3 separate regions of the Homo sapiens genome follow, and all the other regions are linked to region 3. A link is a loop called in an ENCODE intact Hi-C map of the cell type or tissue named here. Cell type or tissue: heart left ventricle. All regions are shown on one strand. Each heading gives the region's core, and the rest is flanking DNA. Links, peaks and the distances in the headings are about the cores only. Region 1 overlaps LOC107985960 (a long non-coding RNA gene). Region 2 has its middle 97 kb from the start of DLX2-DT. Region 3 has its middle 28 kb from the start of ITGA6.

What was found. A loop is a pair of places that touch in the nucleus more often than their neighbours do. Peaks named below come from ENCODE experiments on the same cell type or tissue, not always from the same donor. Only the 100,000 strongest peaks of a DNase experiment are listed, where the experiment ranks them.
Region 1: a loop joins it to region 3, with 1.9 times the contacts of the local background. A loop is called at or near these places in 1 of 110 quality-filtered maps.
Region 2: it touches region 3 in a loop (1.9-fold over the local background); 1 of 110 quality-filtered maps calls a loop at or near these places.

The regions. Positions count from the first base shown.
Region 1 is chr2:172,306,520-172,317,206 of GRCh38, forward strand. All of the region lies in intron 3 of LOC107985960 (a long non-coding RNA gene), which reads left to right. Among named protein-coding and RNA genes, the nearest start is that of ITGA6, 120 kb to the right of the region's middle. RefSeq lists enhancers at 8,363-9,007, 9,008-9,651. In heart left ventricle, for the core only: no CTCF peak of the experiment used is centred there; no DNase peak of the experiment used is centred there; H3K27ac peaks cover 1,258 bases.
Region 2 is chr2:172,194,995-172,205,681 of GRCh38, forward strand. No RefSeq gene overlaps it. Among named protein-coding and RNA genes, the nearest start is that of DLX2-DT, 97 kb to the left of the region's middle. In heart left ventricle, for the core only: a CTCF peak has its summit at 5,702 (motif pointing right); no DNase peak of the experiment used is centred there.
Region 3 is chr2:172,394,262-172,404,948 of GRCh38, forward strand. No RefSeq gene overlaps it. Among named protein-coding and RNA genes, the nearest start is that of ITGA6, 28 kb to the right of the region's middle. In heart left ventricle, for the core only: a CTCF peak has its summit at 4,414; no DNase peak of the experiment used is centred there; H3K27ac peaks cover 449 bases.

The sequences.
Region 1 (10,687 bases), core at 4,719-7,218, 86 kb before region 3:
GGTCCTCTCGTGACATTTTCTACTTAAGGGGGCACAGCACAACCAGTATTGGTAGTTGTCCACCAACTCTGGTCTCCTCTTCCTCTCGGGTACATGACTAGCTACAATTCCACATGGTGGAATTTCATGCGGCCATTAAAATTTTATGCTGTTGAAGAAAATGTATTGAAGTAGGGAAATGCTCACAATATAACAATAAGTGGAACACAGCAGAATACTCAGGGGCCTGCAGGCCTTCCATGATCTGAGTCTCCCCAGTCCCCAACTCTGACCCCATTTCCGACCACATTGCCCCTTATTCACTCCACTCCAGCCACCCTGGACTCCTGAATGTTTCTCCAACATGTCCAGTCTTTACAGCCCTGGGACTTTGCTCTTGCTCGTCCCCTCTGTCTGCAACAGTGCCCTGAGATACTGCATGGCTGCTCCTTCACTTTCTTCAGTCTCTGTTTGCATCTCACTTTATCAGCAAGATGGTCCCTAACTACTCCATATAAAGATAGTAATCTCGCCTCACCCGACCCGCTGTACCCCATGCTCCAGCCCTTTTACCCTGCCTTATTTTTCTCGATACTCTTTATCGCTGCCTGGCATATGACATACACTCATGTTTATTCATTTATCCTCTATCTTCCCATGAGGATTGCAGCTCCCTGAGGACAGGAACTTTGTTCATTTTTGTATCTGTAACACAAGGTAGGCCATCAATCAATATTGTGAGATAGATGGATAAGATATGTGACTATGATCAACAATAGTATAAGACTTTTGTACAAAAATCTCATTCAAACGAACGAGGAGGTGATATACCAAATGTTAACTGTGGTGGCTCTTGGATGGCTGGATTGTTGATGATTTTGATTTTTTCATTATACTTTTCTATAATTTTGAAACTTTTATGGTAAATATGTTACAATGAGAGAGAAATCAATATGTTGTTATTATTTTAAAATTCCATTATTTACAACAATCACTAATACCTGTGCGGTCAAATGTTCAAAATTGTAGAACAATTTTTTTTTTTTAAGAGAGAGTCTTGCACTGTCACACAGGCTGGAGTACAGTGATGTGATCAGAGCTCACTGCAGCCTCAGACTCCTGGCCTCAAGTGATCCTTCTGTCTTGGCCTCCTGAGTAGCTGGGACTATAGGTGTGCACCACTACATCCTGCTAATTTTTTATTTGTAATTTTTTACAGACAGGATCTCACTATGTTGCCCAGGCTGGTCTTGAATGCCTGGCCTCAACCAATCCTCCCAAAGTGCTGAGATTACAGGCGTGAGCCATCACACCCAGCTGCAATTCTATTTTTTTTTTTAGAAGTTCTCACTTTTTCCATTTGACAAATCTGGTGACTCTTCCACAGAGCTACATTTTATCAGCTACTGCCTCCTGGTATTTCCTTCCTCTGCCTGTTCCACTTCAACAAGCACCTCGAGGCTGCAGAATTTCTTTCTGGGCTCTACATCATTTACAAAAGAGGCTTATTACTCTCTGCATCTAGTGTGTTTGGCCCAGTGCCAGAGAGATCTGCCAAGCCTTCCTTCTCTTCCTCCTCTTCCCCAGCCCAGCCTCTTCCTGGAGTTCCTTCCTGGGACCTGCAGTGCCAAGTGCTGGGGGAGATGAGGGAGTGAGTGGCCTTTCAAGCCCCTCAGGCCTCCAAGGCAGAAGGTGAAGGTTACTTGCGGGGATTAGCTGAAAACAGAGGAGCCTGATTTGGGACAATGCATTAATTCCCTGAAGAGAGTTTATCACAGGAGCTACCTCCAAAAAGTCCCACCTGCATAGGGATCTGCAGCTAGCCCTGAGAGGAAAACATATCCCAGCAGCCATGCGAACTGAAAGAGTCTTTCCTTAAAAGGGAAGTGACTCTTGGCTCAAAACCTTAGGGCTCCCTTTATGGGTCCCCTCACATTTCTTCCTAGTGTGGAATACCCAGCCACACAAGGTGAACGAAGGGTTATCATTCAGAACAGACACTATTGTTTCACTTGCCACAGCACCTCATTTATTTAAAAATAATGATCTAAATACAAAGAGTAGCCATCCTCTTGAAAACCAGACACACATCCATAATGACCAGCGGGTGCACAGGCCTGGGCTTGAAGGAAGGAAATCATCAGAAACAACAGGATAATGCTCCTCCCTCAGGGCATGGGTAGTGGTGAGCATTTTCAAGGTGAGGTGGACGACATTCAATTATTATTTATAGACCCAGTGGGGAGGGCTTTGGGGCTGCTGGGAAGCCTGTGGCAGCCGGGAACAGCACGGGCTTTGTTTGAGCAAAGATACCTATGTCCTGGGTATTGGGATGGAGTACGCGCCCCAGGCCAGCAGCTCCAGTGCACGCCCAGGAGGAGGCTTCCTCTTGCTGGCCTCTTAAACATGGCTTGCAATAGCAATAGTTGTGCCTTCTTAGAATGTGCAGCAGTGTGCTTAGGAATCCTGGGTGTCTCTGAACCATAGCTGCCCAGAAAAGAACTTCAACATGCACCCTTTGTCCTAGGCCAATCTCTACTTCCATTTCAAAATCCACAGACCTCCGAATTGGGTCCCTCCTCTGCAGTCTGAACACAGTGGGTATGTCTTTATTTATCACCCTCCATATTGTATAAGAATGATTGGATCAGGTGTCTGTTTCCCTTACTAGAGAGCAGAGTCCTTAGAAGTAGGCACCTGATGTTAACTCATATTTGTAGATCCTGTGCCTGGCACACATAGGTGCTCAATTAATAGTTCATGAATCGATTTGTGGAGTCTGTCTTTGAAAAGCTCATTTTAAAACATTCCAAATGATGGTGATTCCTTAGAAAAGTTGCTTTCCTTTTTCTTTCCTTTTTTTTTTTGAGACAGAGTCTCACTCTGTCACCAGGCTGGAGTGCAGTGGCGTGATCTTGGCTCACTGCAAGCTCCACCTCCCAGGTTCACGCCATTCTCCTGCCTCAGCCTCCCGAGTAGCTGGGACCACAGGCGCCCACCACGGCGCCCAGCTAATTTTTTGTATTTTTAGTAGAGAGGGGGTTTCACCATGTTAGCCAGGATGGTCTCGATCTCCTGACCTCGTGATCCGCCTGCCTCAGCCTTCCAAAGTGCTGGGATTACAGGCGTGAGCCACTGCGTGCCTGGCTGTTTTCCTTTTTCTTTTGAGACAGTGTGTCACTCTGTTGCCTAAACTGGAGTGCAGTGGCGCAGTCATAGTTCATGGCAGCCTCAACTTTTCGGGCTCAAGTATCCTCCTACCATGCCTGGCTAATTTTTGTATTTTTTGTAGAGACAGGGTTTTGCCACGTTTCCCAGGCTGGTCTCAAACTCCTGAACTCAAGCGATCCACCTGCCTTGGCCTCCCAAAGTGCTGGGATTATAGGCATGAGCCACTGCCTCCAGCCTGGAAAAGTGTTTTATTTAGGGCAACATTCATGGGGCTATTTCTCAGGAACCATATCTACTTCTGAGTCTTTAAATGCTGAAGAGGGAGAGGATCTCTAGGTCATCAGGACCTCAGATGGGGTTTGTTAGTATTATTTGATACAATGATTATCACAATGGAAATTTCTTACGTCTTCAACACTTCACAATTTATTATTTATTTTTACTTATTTATTTGTTTATTTATTTTTGAGATAGAGTCTTGCTCTGTGGCCCAAGCTAGAGTGCCGTAGCCTGATCCTGGCTCACTGCAGCCTTGAACTCCTGGGCTCAAACAGATCCTCCCACCTCAGCCTCCCAAGTATCTGAGGCTATAGGTACACACCACCATGCCCTGCTAATTTTAAATTTTTTTTTTGTAGAAACAGGGTTTCTAAACATACAAAAATTAGCATGTTTCCCATGCTAATTTCAAACTCCTGGGCTCAAGTGATCTCCTGCTTTGGCCTCCCAAGTGCTGGGATTACAGGTATGAACCACCACGCCTGGCCTACTTGACAATTTCAAACCCTTTCAATTTTATTGTCACATATTATCGTGTGTACTTCTTATCTGTATGTCTGGGGAGACATATTTTTAAATCTTATAAAAATCAGATGACCTTGGCAAAATGTGGTGGCTCACAATTTTGGGAGGCCGAAGCTTGAGCCCAGGAGTTCAAGACCAGTCTGGGCACCATAGGGAGAACTCATCTCTATTTAAAAAAAGAAAAAGAAAAACGTGGGTGTGGTGGTATGCTCCTATAGTCCCAGCTGCTCAGGGAGCTGAGGCGAGATGATAGATTGAGCCCAGGACTTTGAGGCTGCAGTGAGCTATGATCGTGCCACTGTACTCTAGCCTGTGCGACAGAGTGAGACCCTGTCTCAAAAAGAAAAAAAAAATAGGCTTTGTGACTTGTCTGAAAGCCATATTTTTAGAATTAAGTACCATGTTGCATGTACTCGACACATTTATTGCATACCGACTATATGCTAGGCACTGTAGAAGGCACTGGAGATACAGAGATGGAAAATTATGATCCTTCTCATATTCAGTGCATCGATACAAAGTGATGAGGACTCTATTAAAGGTGTCATTAACAGCTCTGGGAGCAATAAGCAAGAGGGCTTGATAATGCCTGGAGAGATATGAGGGAGGTGTTAGACCAAGGTGATGGTAATGTGGATGAAGATGGGGATGGTGGTGATCTCATCAGCAATATACAGTGCTTACCAAGTGCCAGGCACTGTTCTGGGTGTTTGCACATATTAACTCACTTGATCCTCACAACCACCCTATGAGATAGGGGCTCTTAATATTTCCATTTTACAGATGAGGAAAAATGAGGCATGCAGAGAGTAGGTAAATTGCTCAAGATTGCACCAGCAAGTGGTAGACATTGTCTACTATTTCTTGAATTTCTGAAACTCAAGAGCAAAACAGCAATGATAATATTGGCAAAGAATGGGGTCATCTGCTGCCACCAAAACCCACTTTCCCTGGCCCCCTTTCTGAGGTGCAGCCCATTTATTTCTTGAGCCAATCCTTGAGTTTGGCAGGGCCCTTCCTGTCCACACGATGAACCTGGTTTGTGGCACTGGCCCCATGTATCCAAACGGTCCACCATGGACAGAGGGTCATGGTTAAGATCTGGGATTTCAAATCAGACAAACATGGGCTGGACTTCTGGTTCTGTCCATTCTCAGCTATATGATCTCTGAGCCTTAGCTTTACCATCTGTAAAATAGAGATAACAGCCATGTCTGTGCCTCTGTGGCCTTTCATGTCAGCAGCTTTTTGCCCACCCCACACCCCTCACACAAGACGAGGCCCTTGAACTAAACAGACACTGAAAGGAAGGCAGCCTGGAGGCCTGTGGAGCTCCCTGGCATGATTGGAGCCATTGTTCTGTCGCTGGGGAGGGCCTTCTGGAAGAGAGGGCAGAGGGCTGCAGCACCTTTGGTAGACATCTGCCTCAGAGATTTCTTCTGCCTTGCTGTTTGGAGACATAAGCTTTTCCTTCAGAGGGTGAAGTAAGTGGAGATGAAAGAAGCTACTTCATGGAAACAACAGTTGTGACTGGCAGGAGGGCTGGCAAGAGGCCTGGAAGTAGGCTCAGCCCAGGGTTGTGTCCCTGGGGTGCACCTCAGAGAACTTGGGCCAACAGCATGCTCTCTGTTTATTCAGGAGTTTCCTCACTGAACCCTCTGAGGAAACAGCTTTGTAAGGAAAGGGAAAACATATGGGTGAGACAAGGTACTCAGTGGCCCAATGGAGCCCAAGTGGCTGCCTACAAATTGGCTCCTACCTTGATACCGAGGGGGAGAGGATCCCTCCGGTTCCTGCCCTGCATGGGCTCAGGGCCAGTTGTATAGTGCCAGGCCCTTGTGAGTGGCTGGCCTATGGCCACTGCCTTCTGGGAGACCTGGTACCTTTAGGGAGGTCCATTTACTCTTCCAGGCCTTTCAGGCCCCTTCAGTCGTTTCTGAGAGGCATTAACTTGCCTGTTTGTAACAGAAATATCCATCTCTTCACTCACTTTGCTCCACCTCTTCTTCATCCTTGGTGGGAAGAGGTTTTAAAAGCATAAAAATATACCAAAATTATGCTGTGAAATGTTATAATATGAGCAGGCGAGACGTTTGTTTTTCTAATGAGGGCTTTACTTGGAAAAAAGAATTGGCTGGGCGTGGTGGCTTACACCTGTAATCCCAGCACTTTGGGAGGCCGAGGTGGGTGGATCGCCTGAGATCAGGAGTTTGAGACCAGCCTGGCCAACGTCGTAAAACCCCGTTTCTACTAAAAATACAAAAATTAGCCGGGCATGATGGAGAGTGCCTGTAATCTCAGCTCAGGAGGCTGAGGCAGGAGAATTGCTTGAACCCCGGAGGCAGAGATTGCAGTGAGCTGAGATCACGCCACTGCACTCCAGCTTGGGTGACAAGGCAAGACTTCGTCTCAAAAAAAAAAAAAAAAAATTTTATGCCACTTTCCCAGAACAAAGGGCAGACTTCAGGGACCTCATGGCTGTGAGGTCTTGGTGATGCTGGTGATGAGGTCGGTAGGCATGAACAAGGCTGAGGGTGAAAGGAGGGAGGGAGACTAAGGAAGCAAGACTTGCTCATATTCAGAGTTTGACCCCATATGGACTGCAGTAAGTCCATCCTTACTGGAAGTCCATACTTAATGGAAATTATTTTACCATCCTCTGGGCACTCAGCTACCTGTGATCAGCTACAGGAAACATTGGGTCCTTTCGGGAATTGGACTGTGGTGTCTAGGGGAGGATGGAACAACACGGTCTCTCTTGATTCAACAGCCCTGGTGTCTCCCACATGTCAGCAGCATGCTTCATGCGAGAAGAGACCAAGGAGCTGAGTGCCTCACGCTCTTGCTGAGGAGACAGTGTCCACAGTAACAGTCGCAGCGATTGAAGGGCGATAGAAGTGAGAGCCTCCCGTGGGGGTGGTCAAGAGAGGCTTTATAGAGAGGCAGGTCTTCCCCTGGCCTCAAAGAATGGCAGGACAGAAATGGAATGGGATGTAGTGCCCGGCCAGGGAGAGGATCTCCAGGGACACAGCTGCCTAGAGCTGGTTTTAAGTGTGGCTGTAGCAAGGTCTCTGAGGGAGAGCTTAACTCTGCCTTGAGATCCTTCTTTCACCATGGACTACTGGCCCTTGATCAATCAGTGCACACGACTGGACCCAGGACTCAAGGCTAAACTGAAGGGCCTGGGCCAGCCCGGGTTTTAGGGCCCAGGAGATTCTCTGGACTCTGGGCTTCTTGGCATCCTGTTATAGAAGCACCATTTATACATTTATATTGAAAAATAAGCGCGACGGAGGGAGATCTGATGCCCTCAACAAAGCTCAGAAAGACTTTTCTGGTTGAAGAAATAAGCATTGCACACACCACAAGTGCAAAGCCTTCTGCCCAGACCCTTTGCTGGAGAGCTGTGCCGAGCAGAGGGCAGGTGGTTGTGGTGCAGGCTGGGCTGCAATTGGCTGGGCTCAGCATGCAGCAGTGTTCCGAGAGTGTGGGTTCTGCTGGTGCCCAGATGGCTTCAGGGTGCCTGATAAACTTCTCTAGCTCTGATTTTCAGGTCTGCAACCCTCTTGCTGCCTCCTTCAAGGGCTTCCACCAGAGGCGACATAACGTGGCCTGGACTGTTCTACTCTGGGCCTCACCTCCCACTCCACCCACCTTGTTTATCTGACCTTCTTCCCACGGGAACATTAAACCTCCCAGAAATATTAATATGTTTGATTTTTTTCTCCTTTGTAGCTATTTAAAAAATGTTCTCCTTTTTGTTTTCTCCTTTAAGAATTTATAGGAAAGAAGGATCTTGGAATGGTTGGTGCAGATAATGAGAAAAGATTGGGAGCTTGTTACAATGTCATGAGATTGGGAAGAAGAAATACTTCTTTCCCTTTGTCATTACAGCCAGTGGAGAAACAGTTTACAGCCATTCCGAGAAATGTGAACAATGTGGAGGGATTTAGGTAGCTCAGTAGCAGGGTGCATCCTATACATACCTTATAAGGTATACTGTAGAAATCTTCACCAGAAGATTTTATAAATAATCAGGAATATCATTTTGAAATGAGAGAAATGTGCCAGTAATGGATATAACACTATTTTAGCTAGGATTTGCTATGATGCCTACAGTGTACATGGCAAAGTTGGTGTCAGAACTGAGAATACTCTGGTCTATAGGATCCAAGGGGAAGAATCCAAAGAGGAAGGATTTTTCACCAGTTGAACAGTGGTCCTTGGGTCCAGTGCTTGATTCTGCTTTAATAAGACCATTATTGCCACATTCTCCTACACTGTGGACTGTTTAGAATTTACAAAGTGTGCTTCTAAGAACACATTTAATGTGTGCTCTGATAACACATTATTCCATTTCTAGGTTTCTTTTTGAGATCTGAGCATGTTTAACTCAATTTCTTTGTGTAGGATCTGTGTTAAGGTCTTTGCATGTTTAGTAGAATTCTATTTCCAACTGCAAAAGTCTTTTTAGCAGAATCTTTTTTTTTTTTTGAGACGGAGTCTTGCTCTGTTGCCCAGGCTGGAGTGCAGTGGCGCGATCTTGGCTCACTGCAATCTCCGCCTCCCAGGTTCACACCATTCTCCTGCCTCAGCCTCCTAAGTAGCTGGGACTACAGGCGCCCGCCACCAAGCCTGGCTAATTTTTTTGTATTTTTAGTAGAGATGGGGTTTCACCATGTTAACCAGGATGGTCTCCATCTCCTGACCTTGTGATCTGCCCACCTCGGCCTCCCAAAGTGCTGGGATTACAGGCTTGAGCCACCGCACCCGGCAGCAGAATCTTTTCTTTGTCGCGAGGAGCCAAGATGGCCGAATAGGAACAGCTCCGGACTACAGCTCCCAGCGTGAGCGACGCAGAAGACGGGTGATTTCTGCATTTCCATCTGAGGTACCGGGTTCATCTCACTAGGGAGTGCCAGACAGTGGGCGCAGGTCAGTGTGTGCACGCACCGTGCGCGAGCCGAAGCAGGGCGAGGCATTGCCTCACCTGGGAAGCGCAAGGGGTCAGGGAGTTCCCTTTCCGAGTCAAAGAAAGGGGTGACGGACGCACCTGGAAAATCGGGTCACTCCCACCCGAATATTGCGCTTTTCAGACCGGCTTAAGAAACGGCGCACCACGAGACTATATCCCGCACCTGGCTCAGAGGGTCCTACGCCCACGGAGTCTCGCTGATTGCTAGCACAGCAGTCTGAGATCAAACTGCAAGGCGGCAGCGAGGCTGGGGGAGGGGCGCCCGCCATTGCCCAGGCTTGCTTAGGTAAACAAAGCAGCCGGGAAGCTCGAACTGGGTGGAGCCCACCACAGCTCAAGGAGGCCTGCCTGCCTCTGTAGGCTCCACCTCTGGGGGCAGGGCACAGACAAACAAAAAGACAGCAGTAACCTCTGCAGACTTAAGTGTCCCTGTCTGACAGCTTTGAAGAGAGCAGTGGTTCTCCCAGCACGCAGCTGGAGATCTGAGAACGGGCAGACTGCCTCCTCAAGTGGGTCCCTGACACCTGACCCCCGAGCAGCCTAACTGGGAGGCACCCCCCAGCAGGGGCACACTGACACCTCACACGGCAGGGTATTCCAACAGACCTGCACCTGAGGGTCCTGTCTGTTAGAAGGAAAACTAACAACCAGAAAGGACATCTACACCGAAAACCCATCTGTACATCACCATCATCAAAGACAAAAAGTAGATAAAACCACAAAGATGGGGAAAAAACAGAACAGAAAAACTGGAAACTCTAAAACGCAGAGCGCCTCTCCTCCTCCAAAGGAACGCAGTTCCTCACCAGCAACAGAACAAAGCTGGATGGAGAATGATTTTGACGAGCTGAGAGAAGAAGGCTTCAGACGATCAAATTACTCTGAGCTACGGGAGGACATTCAAACCAAAGGCAAAGAAGTCGAAAACTTTGAAAAAAATTTAGAAGAATGTATAACTAGAATAACCAATACAGAGAAGTGCTTAAAGGAGTTGATGGAGCTGAAAACCAAGGCTCGAGAACTACGTGAAGAATGCAGAAGCCTCAGGAGCCGATGCGATCAACTGGAAGAAAGGGTATCAGCAATGGAAGATGAAATGAATGAAATGAAGCGAGAAGGGAAGTTTAGAGAAAAAAGAATAAAAAGAAACGAGCAAAGCCTCCAAGAAATATGGGACTATGTGAAAAGACCAAATCTACGTCTGATTGGTGTACCTGAAAGTGATGTGGAGAATGGAACCAAGTTGGAAAACACTCTGCAGGATATTATCCAGGAGAACTTCCCCAATCTAGCAAGGCAGGCCAACGTTCAGATTCAGGAAATACAGAGAACGCCACAAAGATACTCCTCGAGAAGAGCAACTCCAAGACACATAATTGTCAGATTCACCAAAGTTGAAATGAAGGAAAAAATGTTAAGGGCAGCCAGAGAGAAAGGTCGGGTTACCCTCAAAGGAAAGCCCATCAGACTAACAGCGGATCTCTCGGCAGAAACCCTACAAGCCAGAAGAGAGTGGGGGCCAATATTCAACATTCTTAAAGAAAAGAATTTTCAACCCAGAATTTCATATCCAGCCAAACTAAGCTTCATAAGTGAAGGAGAAATAAAATACTTTATAGACAAGCAAATGCTGAGAGATTTTGTCACCACCAGGCCTGCCCTAAAAGAGCTCCTGAAGGAAGCGCTAAACATGGAAAGGAACAACCGGTACCAGCCGCTGCAAAATCATGCCAAAATGTAAAGACCATCGAGACTAGG
Region 2 (10,687 bases), core at 4,149-6,648, 200 kb before region 3:
TTTTCTTTTCCTTTTTTTTTTTATGAGATGGAGTCTCACTCTGTCGCTCAGGCTGGAATACAGTGGTGCGATCTCGGCTCACTGCAACCTCTGCCTCCTGGGTTCATACAATTCTTCTCCCTCAGCCTCCCAAGTAGCTGGGACTACAGGTGCATGCCACCACACCCGGCTAATTTTTGTATTTTTAGTAGAGATGGGGTTTCACCATATTGGCCAGGCTGGTCTTGAACTCCTGACCTCATGATCCACCCGCCTCAGCTTCCCAAAGTGCTGGGATTACAGGTGTGAGCCACCACGCCTGGCCTTAATCATTTTCTTAAATAAATACTCCCCAGATTATTGCAAGCCTTTGGTTAATTACCAGGTTCTGAAAAAGTTGGTTTTGACAATTTTTGGTGTTCTTATGGTATTTATATAGAGGGGAAGATTTCCAGAGGTCCTTGCTCTGTCATTTCTGCTGATGTTACTGCCTCCATTGCTTCTTGAAATTTGTTTGTTGACAGGAAGTCAGATAGTAATTTGATTCTTGTTAATTTTAGGTACTTTGTTTTTAGGCATTATGAACTTTTACCATAATATGTCCAGGTTGGTCCTTTCATTCAAGGACACGTGCATTTCCTCAGCTATAGGAAATTTTCTTCTATCATTTCTTTAGTGAGTTCCTCTCTTAGATTCTCTTTCTTCTGGATGTACCCTCCATGTTTTTGTCATACGTTTAATCTCTTTATCCTGTTATTTTTTCTGGAGGAGTTTCTCTACTCTACCTCTTTGCTAAGTCTATCTTATGCTGTGTCTATCTGCTGGTCAGCCCACCTGCTGGGTTTTGATGACTTTCATTTTTGAAGGTTAGTTCTTTTCTTAGTTGTAATTCATCCTCTCTGTCACAGTAAGGGTTTTCTTCAAATCTTTCCTGGTTTATGATTGTGTATTCCTTTCTGATTTGAGAGGCCCAGAAGGTGTGTCTGAGAATGCACTGCGTCTGGCAGTAGGGCAGGACATGGGGCCGGGCAGGTGAGTCAGTGGAGTCTTCTGGACAAGATGCTTCCCCTCCTTCTGGGTGAGGCCAACCACCAGAAACATTGCTCTCTTTCTCTGTGCAAACACTGGGTATGGACGCCTCTGGGGCTTGCTGTGCCTACTGTTTGGCATGCATGTGCATGTGTGTGTGTGTGCATGTGTTTGTGTTTGTGTGCATGTGTGTTTGTGTGCGTGTGAATGAGAGCACCTGCCTGACGGTCCTACTGTGATGTCCCACCAGCTCTGATCGTGGCCCAGAACCACCCTGGTCTGCACAAGCTCCCAATATCCTCTTCATCTGATTTAAGGAGTCATCCCCACTCCATGCAACTGCCTCTCCTGGATGTGATTTGTATTCATTACTCTGATTTGATCTGTCTTCTGTCTTTCAGGAATGGCTCATTATTTCTGGCTAGATGCTGCCTTTCTTTATTTACCTTCACTGTTTCCAATTCACTTATTTAAAATTATTTTCTGTCATTTCTAGTGACTTGGTGTGGGGGAGTGTGGGCTGTGGCGTGTCTTCAGTCACCCTTCTTTATTCACCCTTCTCAGGTGATTTTGTCAAAGTCATTTGAGATTTTCCTGTGGACTATGAATTCAGAGAAACTACTCATTGATAATCAGAGGAGGAGATAACTTTTGCCCCCAATATCTTTGTAAATGTTGAGAATTTCAAACCTGAAGGCAGAGAAAGCATGGCTTTGGGCCATCCACTTCACTAAAATGCAAACGTTCCTTATCCATAGTTAAGGGCTACTTTCCCTCGGAAGCTTCTCTCTTGACTGCCGACTACCTCGTTGCTGGAGAACTTCAGTGGCCTAACCTAAGACGGCCCCTTCTTGGCTGAGGGCCACTGTTTTAAAGCTTTGCAATTTTAGGGAGCGGTCTGGGTGGAGTCTTGTAACTGCACCCCGAAACATTTCCCACGCACTGGCTGCGTTGATGGCTGTTGGTGTCTGCGGTTCTCTGTTTCGGCCCGTGAAGGCAGAAGCATTGCTTGTGTTGAGAAAGCCCTGACTCACCCCGCAGCCTCTGGCTGTGGTTTGCTCACACGTGTTTCTAGACCTCTGGGGCTGGCATTTTTTGTGAATTATTTCAAGTTCATTCCTGTTCCTCGGGCTCACCTCTGTGCAAGTGCTTGCTTGCCCTGCATGCCTAAAATGGCAGAAGGACCTCAACTCCACCTGATAACTTGTCAGTGATTGTTTGTTCTAGGCTTTTCCAGCACTACTGCATTATCATCTCCATGTTTGTGCAACGTAATCATAAAGATACGTTGTACTTCTCTGGAACTTTCCCCTGAGGAACTTTTGAACATCTAAAGACGATAGTTTTGTAATCCTTGTAATTTTCCAGTCTGAGGTAAATGTTTCTTTGTTAATTTTTAAGGAAATGACTATGACTTTGATGATAGCACCCTGAGCTTTTAATTTTACCGTAAAACAGAAGAACTCTGTATCCTGAGCCTGTGTAGAAATGAGGCATATCATACTTATAGGCGTGTGGATATGTGTACAGACATCTTTCACTTAATGATATTTTGGCAAAGTTGACTACAGGCTATTTGTCATAAAACTTATTCTATTTCCTGCAATACTTTTTTATATGAAATTAAAGATATATTTTTCCAGAAGAAAAACTTCTAACAGAAAATATCCAGATTTTGTGAGGCAGGACTAAGGAGAGAGTTTAGCTCTATGGTGTCTAAAATGGTAGTTCTTGTTTTTGTTTTTATTTTTATTTTTATTTTGAGATGGCGTTTCGCTCTTGTTGCCCAGGCTGGAGTGCAGTGGCGTGATTTCAGCTTACTGCAACCTCTGTCTCCTAGATTCAAGTGATTCTCCTGCCTCAGCCTCCCACGTAGCTGGGATTACAGGCACCCACCACCATGCCCGGCCACTTTTGTATCTTTAATAGAGATGGGGTTTCACCATGTTGGTCAGGCTGGTCTTGAACTCCTGACCTCAAGTGATCTGCCCACCTCGGCCTCCCAAAGTGCTAGGATTACAGGTGTGAGCCATGGGACCAGGCCTAGAATGGTAGTTCTTAGCCATGTCTGCGCACTAGAATCACTTGGAAAACTTTCTGAAAAATACTGGTGCTTGCAATCTTTAAAGACTAGGAGCAGACCAGTGCTGCCTGGGGCTGGGGTGAGGATGGGGGCTAACTACACATTGGCACTAGGAGACTTGTTGGGGAGAAGGGAAGGTTCTACATATTCTAGATTGTGCTGCTGATTATACAACTATATATCTTAATAAAAAATCATTACACTTACAAGGGTGAATTTTATGGTATGCAAATTATATCTTAATAAAACTCTTAAAAAAGCCGGCCTAGGTGTCACTTCAGAGTAATTAAGTCAGAATCTCTAGAGGTAGAACCTTGGCAACTTTTTCAAAAGTTTCCTAAGTGCAGCCTGGGGAGGAATAACCACTGGCCTAAAACCTTGTTTGCCTCAGTAAGACAATCCTGCCCTAAGGCCAAGAACCTTCCAGACAAATACTACTTAGTAACGCAATTTGGGTTTTCTGAGTATCCCTTAGAGTAATTAAGGCTCCTAAGACTTAGATATGAAGATGGCTGATGCATCTGGCCTACAGTTCTATGGTGAAAATATAAGCAAATGACTGGATGAGTTATTGTAATTTTTTCTGGGGAAACGCCCCTCCTCACGTGCCTGGTGATTATCTGCCTAGTCAGGGCCAGGACGAGGGTAAGGCAAGTGAAACACTCACTTTAGGCACAAAATTTAAGGGGGATACCAAAAAAACTCAATAAATGAGATAAATACTATTGTAGGGCAATCAAAATTGGTAAAAAAAAAATATTGATGATGAACAGAATATCAACATATTAAATAAAGGCAGGATCCTTCTAGTCTCCCCAAGAAGGTGTGGTATCTGTCCTCTCCTCCTCAGAGTCAGGGCCACATTTAGCTGGTTCTGTAAGAAGGGCCTGATGGCTGTCTGGGCCTGAAACAGGAGGACTCACCCCCAGTCCTTGCTGCTGCTGTTGTGCCTGTGGGTGCACAGATGTCCTGTCTTTCTTCTTGTTGAAAGATAAGGCAGCCAGCTTTCTGGAGACCTGTGGGTTCCTGAAATACCACAAATGTGCACTGAGCCCTGACTGGGTAGTAAGAAACAATTCCTTACTCTCCTTTTTTCTCCCCAGGGCACGGGAGAGTAGGTGTGGTCTCCAAGGTTGTCTGTGCTTCTATTTGTATTCTGTAGGCCTCTGTCTCTCTATAAAGAATCCCTTCTTGGTATCCAAACCTGGAGCTAGAAAATAAGTCTCTAGTTCATAAATTTATGGTATCATCCAGGGGATGGATCCAGGTTTTCTGGAATGTGAAGCCTATCTCATTTTGGAGGATTTCCTTAAGAAAAATAATACAAATTTATAAATACAAAATTAAATTTAGGGCTTTGGAAGGGGCCCCTTGCAAATGAAGGGCACTTAAGCTACATTACCCTTATGGCAAAATTGTCTCTGATCTCACTTTAATATTTTATTTTCCTTATAGCATTGCAGGATTTCTTTCTGCAATTCACAGCTCCATCTGCCCAGAGGCCTTAGGAGTATGTCTCAAGTCTTGTCTTTCAATTTCCTTTTTTTGAGACAGAGTCTTGCTCTGTCGCCCAGGCTGGAGTGCAGTGGCGCAATCTCGGCTTACTGCAACCTCCGCCTCCTGGGTTCACACCATTCTCCTGCCTCAGCCTCTCCGATTAGCTAGGACTACAGGCACCTGCCACCACGCCCGGCTAATTTTTTTGTATTTTTAGTAGAGATGGGGTTTCACTGTGGTCTTGATCTCCTGACCTCATGATCCGCCCGCCTCAGCCTCCCAGACGGCTGGGATTACAAGCGTGAGCCACCACGCCCAGCTGTCTTTCAATTTCATAATTCCAAAAGCCCTAGTATTTTTTCTTTTGTGAGATAGCGAAATACTTAAGAGAATTAGTTATAGCATCGAACTGGCTGATTTTATATCCTGGCTCTGCCAAACTACTTGTATGAGTTGGGAAAATTATTTAGTCTTTTTGCCTCTATTTTGGGCTCTGATCTTACCTCATAGGGTTTTGTTGGGGAAGGACTAAATGAGATAATGTGTATGTGGGGTGAAGAACAATCCCAGACAGATAGAAGACAATAAATGTTAGGTAGTGTATCAGCCAGGATTCTTGGTTGTAAGCAACAGAAACTTACTCTGGTTTCCTTAAGTGGAAAAGGAAATTATTGGATGGATGTTAGTTCACAGAATTGGCAGGAAGTTTGGAAAAGCAGATGCTGAAAATAGGAAAGTACTAAGAGAGGCCAGGCAGCAGAAATAATCTGATGAGGGCATTCTGTTGCTGCTGCTAGACCCACATACCACTGCTGGATTCTGCCATTGCTGCAACCCTAATTTACCCATCCCTTCTTCATGGGGTCCCTTACTTAAGATTCAAAATCAATGGTAATCCCAACTTGCTGAGTCCCAAGGTTAGAGAGATGCAGTTCTCTCCATGTTAAATTCTGTAGTAGAAGTTGGGGTATCTTACAGTGAGGGATTCTACCCAAATAGGAAGATGGTGTGGTTGTTGGGGAACAGAAATCTCCCAAACTAATCCTATTGTTTCTGTAGTGATTCCGTTGCTGTATTATTAATAGTTAATGCCTAATAGAACTATGCTGCAGTATGAGATTCTGCCAGTAGGTGCCACTCTTTGACATGAGCATGTACCTTAACCTCTTAACTCCTCAAAAGTAATCGGCTATTTTTTCCACTGAAATCAAACTGTGATGATCAATTCTTAGGTTACAGAAAATGGATTCAGATGGTCAATTCTTAGGTTACAGAAAGTGGATTCAGTTCTCTTAAGTGAAAGCTTGCTGTCCATAAATTTATGTTAATTCTTTGGTACCTATTGCTATTTATCTGACAATAAATAAGAGCATCTAGTAAATTAAACAATGGAAAAACACAGTACAGCTAATTCTTTTATGATGTGCTTTCAGAATTATAACATTATATTGCTTCTACATAAAATATTATTTTCTGCTAGAAGTATTTCCTGGAACATGATGGAATTAGATCAGTGAAACATGGCATTTCCCGAAGACCAGGCATAGGTTGGTGTTATTTGAAGAGCACTGTGAAAACATAAGTTCTCCAAAGGCGAGTATTCCATCTCCTGTTTATCAGTGCATACTCTGCGTAGTTCTCAATACATAGTAGGTACACAGTTAGCTGTTAAATAAATGGGGGAAGGAAGGAATGAGCATTGCAGGTTGTAGGTGCGGTACTGTCTGGTCCCATGTGAGAATCATTGCCAGTCTGAAAAGTCCTTAACCTTGAGCTTTGACTCAGGTCCCAGTTTATGGGTGTGATTTCTTTCCATTCATTTATTCGTTTGCTATTTTTTTCATATCTTCAACCAAAATACACTGATTACTTACCAGACAGCAGCACTGTGCCAAGTACAGCTGGGAAGATTTGTCAGCAGAGTCTCTTGCCTTTGTGGATTTCATGTTTGAGTTTAGGAACAGACACACAAAGAGAACTACAAAATAGTGGGGTCAACTCAAGGATAGAAATATGTACATGGTATTAGGACAATTCAGAAGAAGGGTGCCTCCCCCAGCCTGGGAGGGTCAGAGATGATCTTTAGGAGGATAAAAACCTAAACTGAATTTTAAAGGGATTCTTCAAAATATCTGACATGTACATAAAAATCAATGTACATTTTAATTGGTCTCATAGGTTTGATATTGTAGACATCACTATGAAGTGAAGAACCTAGTGCAGTGCCTGGAACATGGTAGCTGCTCAGTAATGAACAGTTGTGGGTTAATTAATTAAAGAATACTTGTACTATCTAGGCTGGTGTAATCCACAGTATGCTCTTAAATATAGGATTGATTTTCTAGTACACATGAATTGAAACTTATGGATTTAATTCCCACATCATCTGGTTAGTACACACAGGAAAAGCTTCTGTTTCAAGGTCACAAAATTGAACCTCAAAGCCCATCTGATCCCAAGAACAGCAGCAGTAGAGTGCAATGGCTTACGACAAATCCATCATCAGTACTAGAAAAAGTGAGGAACAGTGTGGGTGCTCCTATCCTCATCAGGTTCCCATCTATGTGGGCATCAGTGTGGAAGATATTCTTTATTTTGAAGACAGAAAATCAACCAATAGCTGTGCTGGAAGGGCCAACTAGAATATTTATTAATTAGATTAAGATTACATTTTTATTCCTTACAATGAATGCTTACATCTATTCCTATAATAAAAGAGTCCCCAAAGAAATCTTGATTAAAATCTATTAGCATATGGAAGTATATTTGCCTTGTTGCAAGGGGAAAATGTTGTCTGAAAGTTTTTTCTTTTGATATATGAAAAAATCTCAACATTACTAATCATTAGAGAAATGCAAATTAAAATGACAATGAGATATCATCTCACACCAGTCATTATGTTTATTACTAAAAAGTCAAAAAGCAACAGATGTTGGGGAGGATGTGAACAAAAGGGAATGCTTATACTCTGTTGGTAGGAATATAAATGAGTCCAACCTTTATGGAAAACAGTATGGAGATTTCTCAAAGAACTGAAAATAGATCTACCATTGGATCCAGCAATCCTGCTGCTGAGTATCTACCAAAGGAAAATAAACCATTATGTAAAAAAGATACATGCACTTGTGTGTTCATTGCAGCACTATTCACAATAGCAAAACTATGGAATCAGGCTGCGCGTAGTGGCTCATGCCTGTAATCTCAGCACTTTGGGAGACCAAAGTGGAAGGATCCCTTGAAGCCAGGAGTTCAAGACCAGTCTGGGCAACTGAACAAGACTTCATCTCTACAAAAAATAAAAGATTAGCTGGGTGTGGTGGCTCATACCTGTAGTCCTAGCTGCATGGGAAGCTGAAGCAGAAGGATTGCTTGAGCTTGGGAGTTCAAGGTTATAGTGAGCTATATTCAGGGCACTGCATTCCAGCCTGGGCAACAGAGTGAGACCTTTTCTTTAAAAAAAAAAAAAAAAATCAGCCGGGTGCAGTGGCTCACGCCTGTAAACCCAGCACTTTGGGAGGCCGAGGTGGGCAGATCACAAGGTCAGGAGATTGAGACCATCCTGGCTAACACGGTGAAACCCCATCTCTACTAAAAATACAAAAAATTAGCTGGGCATGGTGGCGGGCACCTGTAGTCCCAGCTACTCAGAAGGCTGAGGCAGGAGAATGGTGTGAACCTGGGAGGCAGAGCTTGCAGTGAGCCGAGATTGCGCCGCTGCACTCCAGTATGGGCAACAGAGCGAGACTCCATCTCAAAAAAAAAAAAAAAAAAAATCAACTTCAGTGTCCATCAACAGATGATTTGATATAAAGAAAATGTGGTATATATACATAATGGAATACTATTCAGCCAAAAAAATAGAATGAAATAATGTTTTTGTGGCAGCATAGCTGGACCTGGTATACTCAGCACAGAGTTATGCTCAAGTGTTTCATAATGATAGAATAATAATAGCTATCAGCATTGGAAAAATACCATTACCTGGAGAGATATAATACATTTTTGTGATTATTTCCAATTACATGTAATGATATCAGATTATTTCCTGTATTTATTTGTTTTGAGTGAAGAGAGCTGTTTTAAAAGCAAGAGAATACTCCCTCCTTCATTGTATTTAAAGTCTCTTGGCATTAACTACTATCTCCTGATGACTTTCAAATTCATATTTCTAACACAGGCCTCTCTCACCAACTCCAGGCTCCTCTACCCAACTGCCCTATAACATTTCTTTTCTTTTCTTTTTTTTTTTTTGAGACAGAGTCTCACTCTGTCGCCCAAGCTGGAGTACAGTAGCACAATCTTGGCTCACTGCAATCTGGGTCTGCCTCCCGGATTCAAGCAATTCTCCTGCCTCAGCCTCCCGTGTAGCTGGGATTACAGATGGCACCACCATGCCTGGCTAATTTTTTTGTATTTTTAGTAGAGTTGGGGTTTCACTATGTTGGCCAGGCTGGTCTCAAACTCCTAACCTCAAGTGATCCGTCCACCTCGTCCTCCCAAAGTGTTGGGATTACAGGCGTGAGCCACTGCGCTCGCCCGGCCCCTTATCCAACATTTCTATCTGGATGCTGGCCTTAAACTTCACATGTCGGTATAAAATCTTATTCCACCCACAGTCTTCCCCATGTCAGTTGCTAGAAATTGTCTTTTTGGTTGCATTTGGAAACCCCTTTCCTTCCTTGTATCCCACATCTAACCCATCCAGAAAGCCTGTTGGCCCTTCCTTCCAAGTTTATGTATAGTCTGACCACTGGTCACTTCTCCACTGCAGCCACCCTGGCCCCAGCCTTTATTGCCTCCAGCCTAGCTTACTGGCCTCCCTGCATCTGGCCTCCGACTGCATTCTTAACAGAATTCAGAGTGAGCTTTTAAAAACACACATCGGATTGCGTCACTCTTCTGATATATCATCCTTCTGTTCAGGGTTTTTGCACTGGTCATTCGCTTTGCCGGGAAATCTCTTTGCTCCGATATCCCTGTAGCTAACTCCCTCACTTCCTTCAAGCTTTTGCTCATCGGTCAGGCTTTCAATGAGGCCTATTTTAAATTGCAGCCACTTTCCCTCAAGCACTCCCAGTCTCCCTCACCCTGCTCTGCCTTCCACAGCACTTGTGCCCCCCAAACCACGATATAATTGCTGAATTTCTGTGCTCATTGTTTGCTGCCTGCTCTTTCTCACACACAGCAAGCTCCCCAAGGACATGAGCCCTTGTCTCTTGCAGTCGCTGATGCAGTCCAAGCTCCAGGAATGGTGCCTGCCACCTAGTAAGCACTCAGTCAGTACTGAGCAGCAAAGTGAATGAATGAATGAAGGGGATGCCCCTGAAGGGGAACTATGAAGACATGGAAACCCAAGGACATGAAGGGGAAACTGCTTACTTGGCAGTTTTGCAGTCTCGGTAGGTGCACAGTCAAAAGAAGTTCTTCAAATTATCTCATGTCCTTCCTGAGTGATGCTCACCCTAGAGAAACCATGGCTTGAAGTGGCTTGATATTCATGGCCTGTGCCCTGGTTTAGGAGACTCCACAGAGTTGTCCCTCCAGCTCATGTGATCTGCCCTCATCTGTCACCTGGAGCTTGTGCTGTGCTTGGGCAGGGCTTGAACTGGGGAGTCCTGGGACACCGTTCTTTTTTTATGAGGCTTTGGGATGGTTCCTATTTGTTTGACAAGGAGAGATAAACAGCTATTGCCTTAAATAAGTTCCAATTAGTGAGGGAGAAAGAAACCATTATAATTCAGAGACATGAGTGCACTGTAGCATGAGGAAAATTGATTGCAGTGTGTGATGGGACACAGCAAGGGCTGGCACTAACAGATCCTGGGGAGGCCAGCAGGGTCTCCCAGGGATGTGATGTCTCAGCAGGGTCTTGGAGCACAAATGAGAACAAGTCAGACAAAGAAGGACGGGAAAGGCATCTCAGATAAAGCGAGCTGCATATGCAAAGACAGGAGATGCCAGCAAGGGGGTGGGACCACAAGCAGCCCAGGCAGATGGCTGGCGCAGGGTGGAACGAGAGGGTGGTCAGACCTGAGGCTGAGAGGGGGGCAGGCCATGTCCTGGGGGGCCTTGTTTGTCTTTCTAAGGAGCCAGGAACTG
Region 3 (10,687 bases), core at 3,279-5,778:
AAGTTATTTTGGAAAGTTTGAGCAAAATCCTCTCCATTGCTGTTTGGGCTGGGTAAAGGAGACAGAAATAAATGGACTTTTGGAAAAACAGGTCTGTTACTCTGGGGCTGGTGTGGAACTGGCTGCTGGAATCCTACCTGGTGCGCCCTCCCCCAGGCTCCCGTTAGAGGAGGGTGCTGACTGAGGTCCTTTAATCGGCCGTCCTTCTAGCCACAGGAAAATGGCATCGCCACTGCTGCTGAGGCGAGTTCTGATAGCAGCGTGGTCAACAGGCTACACTGTGGCATGAAAGGAGAATGAACTGGATCCAAACTCAGGAAACCTGTGGTCTACACAGACAACTGGCTCTTACTAGTTGTGTGGCCTCAGACAGATCTATTCCCTTTCTCTAGGTTCAGTTGCCTCCTCTATAAAATGAAGTGGTTAGGCCAGTTCTCCAGCAGACACGTTCTAAAGTTCTAATTCTGATATGGAACAAGAGGATAGGAGTAGATTTCATCTTGGGATGAAAATACCCAAACAACTGGGGGGATATTCTCTTCATTCTTTGGAGGCAATGCTGGTCAGAAGCCACTGAGACCAAAAGTCAGGCTCTTCCTGAAGCCCACATGAGGGAGAATTTAAAAATTGAGGCTCTGGGTGGGGGGAGGGGGGAGGGATAGCTTTAGGAGATATACCTAATGCTAAATGATGAGTTAATGGGTGCAGCACACTAGCATGACAAATGTATACATATGTAACTAACCTGCACATTGTGCACATGTACCCTAAAACTTAAAGTATAATAATAATAATAAAAAAAGAAAAGAAAAATAAAAAATAAAAAAATAAAAATTGAGGCTCTCTCGTACAAACGCATAGGATTTCTTGTTTGTGGAGGGTAGAGATGCGGGAGAGAGCTAAACAAAGGCGATGATTTATAGGCGGTAATTCTGTGTCACTTCCCAGAAGTAAAGCTATTTATCCATCCAAGCAGATGAAAATAAAGCTCAATTCTCCTTCTTCCAAAAATGCAAAACCATTTGTTTATTTATTCATCTATTTCTTCTAACAATAATTATTGAGTGCCCACGAATTTTCACCTTTTCCTGTTTGAGTGGGAAAGCAAATGGACAGGGGAAGGGAAAGGTAAGGGAAAAATGGGTTGACACAGAAGATAGAGCTTGGGGTCTAGGGAGTACATTGAACTTGAAAATGGTATCCTCCAGGAAGGACCTAGAGCATCACTAAACTGAGTGGCCAGATGCCCAGATTATATATTTGTACTTCCCACGTGCTTCCAGGTTTCAGAGGCAAATCCCCCGACCCAGCTGACTATCAAGATGCTGGGCAGGATGCCATCACACCTACATCAGCCTTGTCACTTCCTTGCTCTGTCATTCATTCCCAGGGGAAGCTCTGAGTTCCCACATGTCCTCGGCCAGGAAGGTAGGTGTGGACACATCTGTGTGTATCACAGAGCATGGCTGATAAGCACCAGCTGCTGGACCCTATTTGGCCCAGAGAACCACATCCTCTTCCCTATCAGCTACTGCAGCAAAACCACAGACCTCATCCAGAGCCAGGTTTTGAGAAAGAGAAGAAGGAATGGTGTGGGGAGCTTGACTGGGTTTCTTGCCAACCAGGCTAGAATGACCTGGTGTTGGTACTGCTGCTGTCAGAAGCTGTAGAGGAGTGGCAGCATCCTTCTTCTGAGGCTTTAGCATGAAACCAAGAGAAAGGAATACCTCTACCTTCATCAACCTGAGAAAGCGATACCAGAGCATTAGAGTGGTCCTTCTCAGGCCTTCATGTGCATACAAATCACCTAGGGATCTTGTTAGAAGGCAAATGCTCAATCAGCAGGTCTGTGATGGCACCTGGGAGTTTCCATTTTTTAACAAACTTCTAGGCGATGCCCAGAGAGTTGGTCCATAGACCACACTTTGACTAGCAAGGATCTATGATAGTCTCCCCAGCACCCCTCCCCAGGGGTAGGAACACAATCGTGAATCAAGCTGGACCAATGAAAACCTCTCAACATGGGCCAAGGGGTGGGGACATGACCCCTGGAAGGCCAATCAGAGTTGTTTTTAGAGAAAAAATAGGTGGAGGGGTGGGTAGGGGATGGTCAATACAGACCTGAGAAGCAAAGCTCTATCCTCTAGCTGCTAAAGGGTAAGCCAGAGCCACTACTAGTAATGATTCCCATCTCAAGGAGAGAAGATGCAACAGATATGCAAGAAAAGGGGAACAGAGGAACAGAGAGGATCTTGACTGGTTCAATGTCCTGGTTCTAGTTGTCCCTAAGGACAGCTCCACCTTCTTGTGGTTTTCCTCTGTGAGTTTGCAAATTGTCCTTTGTTGCTTAAACCAGTGGTTCTCAACCTGACTGCCATTAGGATCTGATGTCAGGGTCTCTCACCTGGGGAACTGGATTCAATTGGTCTGGGTCTGGGATAGGACTTGGGCATAGGTAGGTTTTAAAGCTCCCCCGGTGATTTGAATGCACTGCCAAGATGGAGACCTGCTGAATTAAGCTCATTCAAGTTGGATATCCATCACAGCGACTGAGAGAGTCTAAAGTGGGTTCTCAGGAACCACTGATCTAGGAGAGCAGTCAGACTCAACAGGAAGGCTGGGACAGACTCCAAGAGCACAGCATCTACAGGGGGCCTGAAGAGAGGGAGGCTGTGGGCAATACTCCAGCTTTCAGTGACCTCTCTGCTCCCTAAACTCTGTGCTGAAAGATGCCCTCTCTGAATCATGTGTAGTGCTCAGTCTTATTTCGGTCTTTGTTTCCAAGGGGTTAGCTCTTGCTTCAGATCCTATGCTCCTTAAGGGCAGGGATGGTATTTGTTGCCTCTTTCCTTTCTTCTAAAGCACCAGCCTCTGTTCATTTACTGGCATTCTCACACAGGGGATAAATGGGCATCTGAGCCTGTGCCATCATTGGCTGGCCTCAGCTTTCCAACCTGTCTTCCCAACTTCCTCCTTGACTGTGAAGAACTCCTAAGGCTGCTGACTGTTTTCAGCATGGGTTTTGGAGGAGGGGAGCGGAGGCGGAGGTGAAGGCAGAGGTTCATCAAGTGCTTGTTTTATAGTTCAGACCCACATCTTAGTTCAGAGTGGATGGAACATGCCAGAAGTGGGAGATAAAGGGGTTTGTGAATTCCTTTGCCACTTAGGTTCAACAACTTGTTCTCTTGAAATAGAAATAGCTGCTAGCATTTTTTTAGTCCAAGTTCAGGCCCTTTTCTCAGAAATGCAGTTGCCTGTGGAAAACTGACACTCCCTAACGAGTCCTTAACAACTGTCAGCCCCAGAGCAATAGTAATGATTCTGCAGGCTTCTTGCTAAATTCCAGCGACGGTTTCTGCCAGGGCCTGGGAACAGATGTGCACTTGGAGCTCTTTGGGTGGTATCCTCTTCCCTTCCCTTGGGAGGACTTGCCCTGGGAGGCTTCCAGGCAGACCTTCCACAGCGGTGTGTGTGAGGAGTCCCAGGGAGTGGGTGTAGAGCTCTTGGGAGCCTCAGGGCACTTCTCCCTGAAATCAAAGAATCTTAAACACAATAGGGTCCTGAGCTGACAGTTAAACAGACATGTGCTTTGCCAAGAAAACACATACACACACCCCTGCACGCTCATTAACATGTAGAAAATCTTCCACAAATGTAAACACTGTCGTTCATTGCATGGATGAAGGCAAGAACATAACATACATAAGACAGCTTCCATCAAAGGTCCTCTAGGAGTCCAGAGCTTAGCTATGGTCTTCTAGAGTATTATGCTACTACCTTGCTGTGTGATTTGGGATAGTTCAGTTAATTTGTCTGGGCCTCAGATTTCTCATGACTAGATATCTGTGGTCCATTCTAGCAACAACATTTTTACAATCTGGCAAATTATTCTTTAACTAAGGTCAATAGTCTTCAAATAATAGATGTGGGAAACTAATTACAATTATTGGAATATTAGGGGACTATTTCCAAGTGACTTGATTCTGCACAGATGTCAATTCTTTTATTTTGTGGAGACTTGGCAGAAACAAAAGGCTAATTGGGAAGAAATTGTAGCCTCCTAGTTGTAGCCTTGGTGTATTAAATAGATCCCCTTTGGCTTAGTGAGATAGATAATTCATTTTTTCTAGCTCATTTGAGAATTTTTGTTGTGCTTTGTTTCTCTCTCCCTCCTTCTTCCCCCAGGCTCAATGACAGCCAGAGGTGACCTGTCCCAGCACACCTGGGAAGGACATGGGAATGGGGTGGGGGGAGTCCAGTCAAGTCAACAGCTGCTTACTGCACATGCTAAAAGGGCACTAGATAAATAGCAAGGGATACCTACCCAGAGAACTGCCCCTCCCAGGCCATTCTGGAGAACTTCCACCTCCCAGAGGTGGAATCCAGCCAGTACTTCCTAGCTGGCTCTGAAATCGGATGCATGGTTTTCAGTTCTCAGTAGGGGGAGTACATTTAATTTCATGTTCAGAGCCCGAGTTAATTTTTATTAGTATAATCAAATTATTGGTTAAGTAAATTTTCTTTCTTATAAGTAAAACTCCAAAGTCTTCTAAGATAACATGAAGTAATCCCATGATGCCCTAAATATGTAGAAGTAATAAAGCTTGTAGGTTCGTTTATCCATCCATAAGTATTTGTTAAATAATAAATGAATTAATAATTAGTTCTTAATTAACAGAATATATATATATTTCCTGTAACTTTCTTTGAACTTCACTATTTTTTAAAAAAATACCTTTAAATGAGAAAACATAAACCGGTGTTGTGTGTGGCACATAAATGTTAGCTATTTTAATTATTTTAGTGTAGATAATGAATGGAATGCTTCCCCATTCAATACAAATCTGAACCCATCCTTCTATAAGGAACCCACTCCCAAGATAACAGCTTTAACCCATTCAAGAGGGAAGAGCCCTCATGACCTAATCACCTCTAAAAGGTCCCACCTCTGGGCTGGGCGCGATGGCTCACGCCTGTAATCCCAAAACTTTAGGAGGCTGAGGCGGGCGGATCACAAGGTCGGGAGATTGAGACCATCCTGGCTAACATGGTGAAACCCCGTCTTTACTAAAAATACAAAAAATTAGCCAGGAGTGGTGGCAGGCGCCTGTAGTCCCAGCTACTCAGAAGGCTGAGGCAGGAGAATTGCTTGAACCTGGGAGGCAGAGGTTGCAGTGAGCCAAGATTGTGCCACTGCACTCCAGCCTGGGCGACAGAGTGAGACTCCATCTCAAAAAAAAAAAAAAAAAAAGGTCCCATCTCTGAATACTGTCACAATGGCAGCTAAATTTCAACAAGAGTGGGAGGAATCAAACATTCAAACCACACAGAAGGGAAATAGGACAGGTGGTGTGCATTTCATTACTGGTGTCTTCAGAAGCCCTGAGGGTATCTGGCTAATTCCATCAGGATTGAGAGGGTTTGATGTTGTTTTTAAGAACCCTGATGAACAAGGTCTCTTTACAGGGCAGGCACTCCCCTCACCATTTACCCAACCCCTCTCCCTACCTCAACAGTGAGGACAGGGCTTCATCACCCACACTAGCTTTCCTCCTTTCCCCAAGCGGGTGGCTGTCCATCTGCAGGGATTAGGCAAACTTTCTGGCTTTACGTTATCCTGGTGTCCCCAAACATGGGCACGAGAGCCACGTCCATTTTAAGGATTGTTTTGCTGTTTATGAACAGGAAGGCAGGTGACAACCCTTATAAGGTGCATAGAGCCGGGTGATGTGGCTGGGGATCAGGGTCCAAATTAGGGTGAGGCAAGTGAGGACAAGGCATGCAATTGCAGGGCTGGATCTGATCATGTCTTTGTTTAACATTTTGATATTTTGTTCATGCTGGAATTTTGCATTAAAATATTCTCTTGCTTTCTGATGTTTTTGGTACCCCCTTATATTTTGATGAAGTCAACAGTGTTTCAATCACCAGCACTGTCAGATTAGATTTAGTTGTTGAATTGGTGTTTTTTTTTAATGGTTTCAGAGCAGATCAAGGCCTTGGTATTTGTATAATACGATGATGCATCATTACTTCTGAGTTGCCACAGATAAATTAACAGTGCCTGGTGCAGGTTAGGAACTCAACAAGTGTAGGTTTCCTTTCTTCCACTCTCAAGGGGAGAAACGTCTCAAAGCTTGAGGGAATCTTCATCAGCTCAATGAATATGTCCAAGTGAAATGTGATAGGTGAGTAGGTCTCTGTGGATCTATTCCCCACTGCAATGGAAGGATTGTTTTTACTTCTGATGTAAGAAAACTGTTTGCCTGCCTGTGGCCTCCTATAGCACTTCATCTCTCCTGGATTACCACCCTTCCTCTGCTGGTGCATCTGCTCCAATGTCTGCCTCCCACAGGACTGTGAGTTTCTCTATGAAGGGATGTTGTCTTACCCTGTTTCTCCCTAGCAGTGCCCAGTCTAGACCTGCTCAATGAACGTTTATGAAGTGAAGGAATCAATTGGGTAGTATTTCTGACATATGCAAAATGTTTTTGGGAGACACCTTATTATGGTGCTTTTTTGCTGGCCTAAACTTTTTGTACCAGTAATTCTTTAACAAATCAGAACCAAATGCATTCTGTGAATGCTATCTAGCTCTCTCTTCCTATATTTCCATTTATGAGTGTTCAGTGTATGTAGGGTCTGGCCATTTAGGAAAGTCAGTTTTGGGCCAGAGTGCCTGTCACTTGAAACCATTATTTTAGTGATTGAAAGTTTTCTTCAATTAATCAGGACCTTTTGGGGTTCAAGTGACAGAATCCAACTCAAATTAGCTTAAGTAAAAGTGGGAATTAGCTCAAATACCAGAAAAGTCCAGGATGGATAGCTGCTCCAGGAGTCGAAATGATGTAATCAAGCTTCACCTCCCACCACTGGTGAAGATGGTTTCAAGCATTCTGGGGCTCACATGCAACCTGCTTAGCAACTCCCACTGAGGAAGAGCTTCTTCACATTAAGTCCACCAGGAAAGTCCTGGGAGAGGACTAAATCATATGCTCACGTGTGAACCCATCACTGGAACTAGAGGTAATGGGCCACCTTGAACAGGCCCAAGTCCTATTCCCACACCTGTGGCAGAGGAGAGGTAAGGGTTAGCTCCAGCTGAACTGTAGGGCCTGAGCCCCTCAAGAGAAAGGAGGTCTCCCTTACAGAAGAATAGGGTGGGTTCTGGGCAGGCAGAAACTACAAATGCCTTACATTTCTTGTTTGTTTTTGGAGACAGGGTCTTGCTCTGTCACCCAGGCTGGAGTGCAGCGGCATGATCTCGGCTCACTGAAACCTCCGCCTCCTGGGTTCCAGTGATTCTTGTACCTCAGCTGGGACTACAGGCACATGCCACCATGCCTGCCTAATATTTTTTATGTTTGGTAGAGACAGGGTTTCACCATGTTAGCCAGGCTGGTCTCGAACTCCTGACCTCAAGTGATCCACCTGCCTCGGCCTCCCAAAGTACTGGGATTACAGGCATGAGCCACTGCGCCCAGCTGCCTCCTACTTTCTTACATCAGACATTGTATTTGTTACATTTGCTTATTTTCCATTTAATTTTCATTTTTGCATTTTGTCTTATTAATGTATGTTCACTTAAGCCACTAAGTAGATTTATAATTAGAGCAGTTTTATAGTTTGACCTTAATCTTTTTTTCTCTGGGGGAAATTTTTTCAGGGCTGTTCTTTTATGTTTCCCTCTGTATTGATCTGCTTTTCTTGATTTGCCAGTCTCTCCCTTTTCATCCTTGGCTCAGTGGTTGATCTTCATTATCCAGGGTGGATCCTGGGCTTCTAGTTATTAACAGCAGTATCACGTGTGTGCTGTGTGCATACAGGCATGCATGGGTGGATGCGTGTGTGTGTGTTGTTTTGAATCTTGACCATCTTCAAATGTCACTTCTAATGACTTGAGTGAGCTGCCTTGTTCCACAAGGCCTGCTTCTGAGAACCCCCAGGTGCATGTGGTCTGGGTGCTCACTGGGGGTGTTTAGGGAAGGAATGCTGATTCTCTGTTCTCACACCACCAAGCATTTGCATTTACTGTTATCTCTCTCTAAAATGCCCTTGCCTGGTCTATTTCTACTTGTCCTTCAAGTGGCTAATCAGGCCTCACTTCCTCCAGGAAGCTCCTGGGCCATCCAGTCTGGGCTGGGAGAGGGTTTTTTCCTAATAAGACAGTGCAGCCATTTATAGAGTCAATTGTTTACTGCTGGAGTCATTTCCGATGGTGAGTTAAAGATCTTGAGTATTACCTATGGTTAGAGCCCCTCCTCTGAGTTCCACTGCATCCCATATATATCCCTATTTGCTCATTATCATGCTGTTTGGCATGCACCTGTTTGTTTATCTTGCTCTCCTAGTAACAGGTGAGCCCCTTGAAAATAGGGACTTTATTCCTAGTATCAGAGCTTAATAAGCCTAGGATAAATGTTTGGGGAGTAACCCACCGCCTCCACTCAGAGCCTCTTACTCTGCTGCAGTCCCTGCTGTTCCCAGCACACATCCATTACTGCATCATTGCTATTTGTTTGTGTGTCTCATTTTCCCCATTGCATTGTAAAGTTCCTTGTGCTAACCAAGTGGTCTTTATTCATTTCTGTTATCTGGCCCATAGTACAATGCCTGGCATATATAGAAGGTGCTAAATCAGTGTAGAAAAAATATTTTTAAACGTATGTCTCTTTAACTACTCAGAGTGGCAGATTATTATATACCTTTTTGTTTGTATCTTCTGGAGTGCTTGGCTTGTTTAATGTGACTTTTGTCAACACTTGGTTTAGATATTCCTTAAACGTCCTCGGGTACCAGACTGTTTAGTTGCACAACTAGACTTCTGTTACTCTTCATATTAGGAGGAGAATAAACTCAGAGACAATGAGCACAATCTGGGCATTTTGTCGGTCCCACAGTCCTATCATATCCTGGGATATGTCTTTATTAGGCACCTTGTGGAGAGTGCCCAAGCCTTTCAGTGAGCTGGGATTCTCAGACCTCAGACGGGTAATACAAGGGAATGGGGCTGGATTTGGGATCCATCAATGAGGGCAGTGGTAGGTCTGCATCAAGTCCACACTTGTAGGTGGAGAATCCAGAAGCGAGAAGAAGCCAGAGGGAGCCCTGAAAGGGGGTACTGGAAAGACTCCCAGAGACAATGGGATGCAGCAAGGGCCTTGTCGCTGCACACTCACGATTGAGTCTATGGGTGGAGAGGGATTGTCTGGGGCCATGAGTGAGCTCTGAAGTAAACAGAAGGAAGCTGGCTCTTGGCTACATGCAGTGGCAAGCCAGGGGGCCACCACAGACACGCCATGTGTGTCAGAGGATATGGATGGAGTAGGCGGAATACCCAAGACAAATGTACCCTGAACTGGTCTCAGCCAGGCTGTCTTTGGGGCCCAGGGTGGAGGCCATGCATGTAGAGACAGGCTGCAAGATAGGGGTTGTTGCTCTCTTCTGTGTTCTGAGCAGCCTGGATTCTGACAACAGTGCTCCTCCTCATCCTAGAAGGAGGCAAAGCCAGCTCAAATAAATCTGATGAATAATGTGTCAGCTGCCATTCAGATAAAAGAGCACAGACCAAGCCTGGCTATCCAGTCAGTAATTCACATTCACTGGGTGGCAGTGGGCTCACAACCTGTGCTGGACAAACTGAGGAAGATCGGGACAAAATGCTAGAGAAGAGAAAATGGGAAAGCTCGCATCTACTTTTTTATAATTGCAAGTGAGTAAGATTTCTGAGTATGGAGAAAACAGACTTGAACCACTTTCCTCTCGGAAGGAGACACTTTCTTTCCCAGCCAGTTTACGTCAGAGTAGAAGATGAGGCTTTGATAAAACAATGTCTTTATTTCCTATGTACATTTCTTTGTTCTGAAAAGAGCACTAATGTGTTTTCATGTTGGGTTCAAAGAAGAGATTGTCCTGGAAAAGTCACAGCTCCTTTGGAAGGGCAACCAGGATGTAAAATCATTTCTACTAAATCTTCACCCCGCCAAGCTGAGAATTGAATTTCCTGAACCAGAGTGAACTCTGTGGCTCAGGTGGTTTTTAATTAAAGCAATTTATATTCAAAGAATGTGCACACTTGCAGGCTCACACAAAATCAATGAAGTCAAGAGGGGAAGCAGAAAAAACTGTAATTGAGAAGCACTTATGTGGCAGGGCAAAAAAATTTTTTTTTAATTTAATTTTTGTTTAAAATATGTGTATACATGGCCTACTATCAGCCAAAATTCAAAATGTATTGCATGCTATTTACTATTTTCCCCCTTTCCAGCTCTACTCCTACAAAATAAGGCTAGGTTTCATCCTAGATTAGGCACTACTACTTATTTTTTCACGTTTTAACAAGTATAGAGTTTGAATGTCTAGAACCCATGGAATAATTTGCTGCCACTTTCTTTCAAGCAACTCAATGGGAATGAGTTATTAATCAGTGTCCCCTGATGCAAGCTCCACCGTTTTGTCATTTTCATGAAGTTTGCTGGCATATAAATATAACCCCCACATTCTTTTATGAAATACATAAATGCAATAAAATAGTTGCTTTGGTTCTTTTCTGGAGGCAGAAGGAGAAAAATGTCAAACTCTCATTGTTCAGTGTTTCTAACAGACCCCTTTTGTATCACCAGTATGACTTTCCAGCACAAAGTTCTGAACTGCAGATAATAGCTTAAAAGGCTATCTGAACCCATTC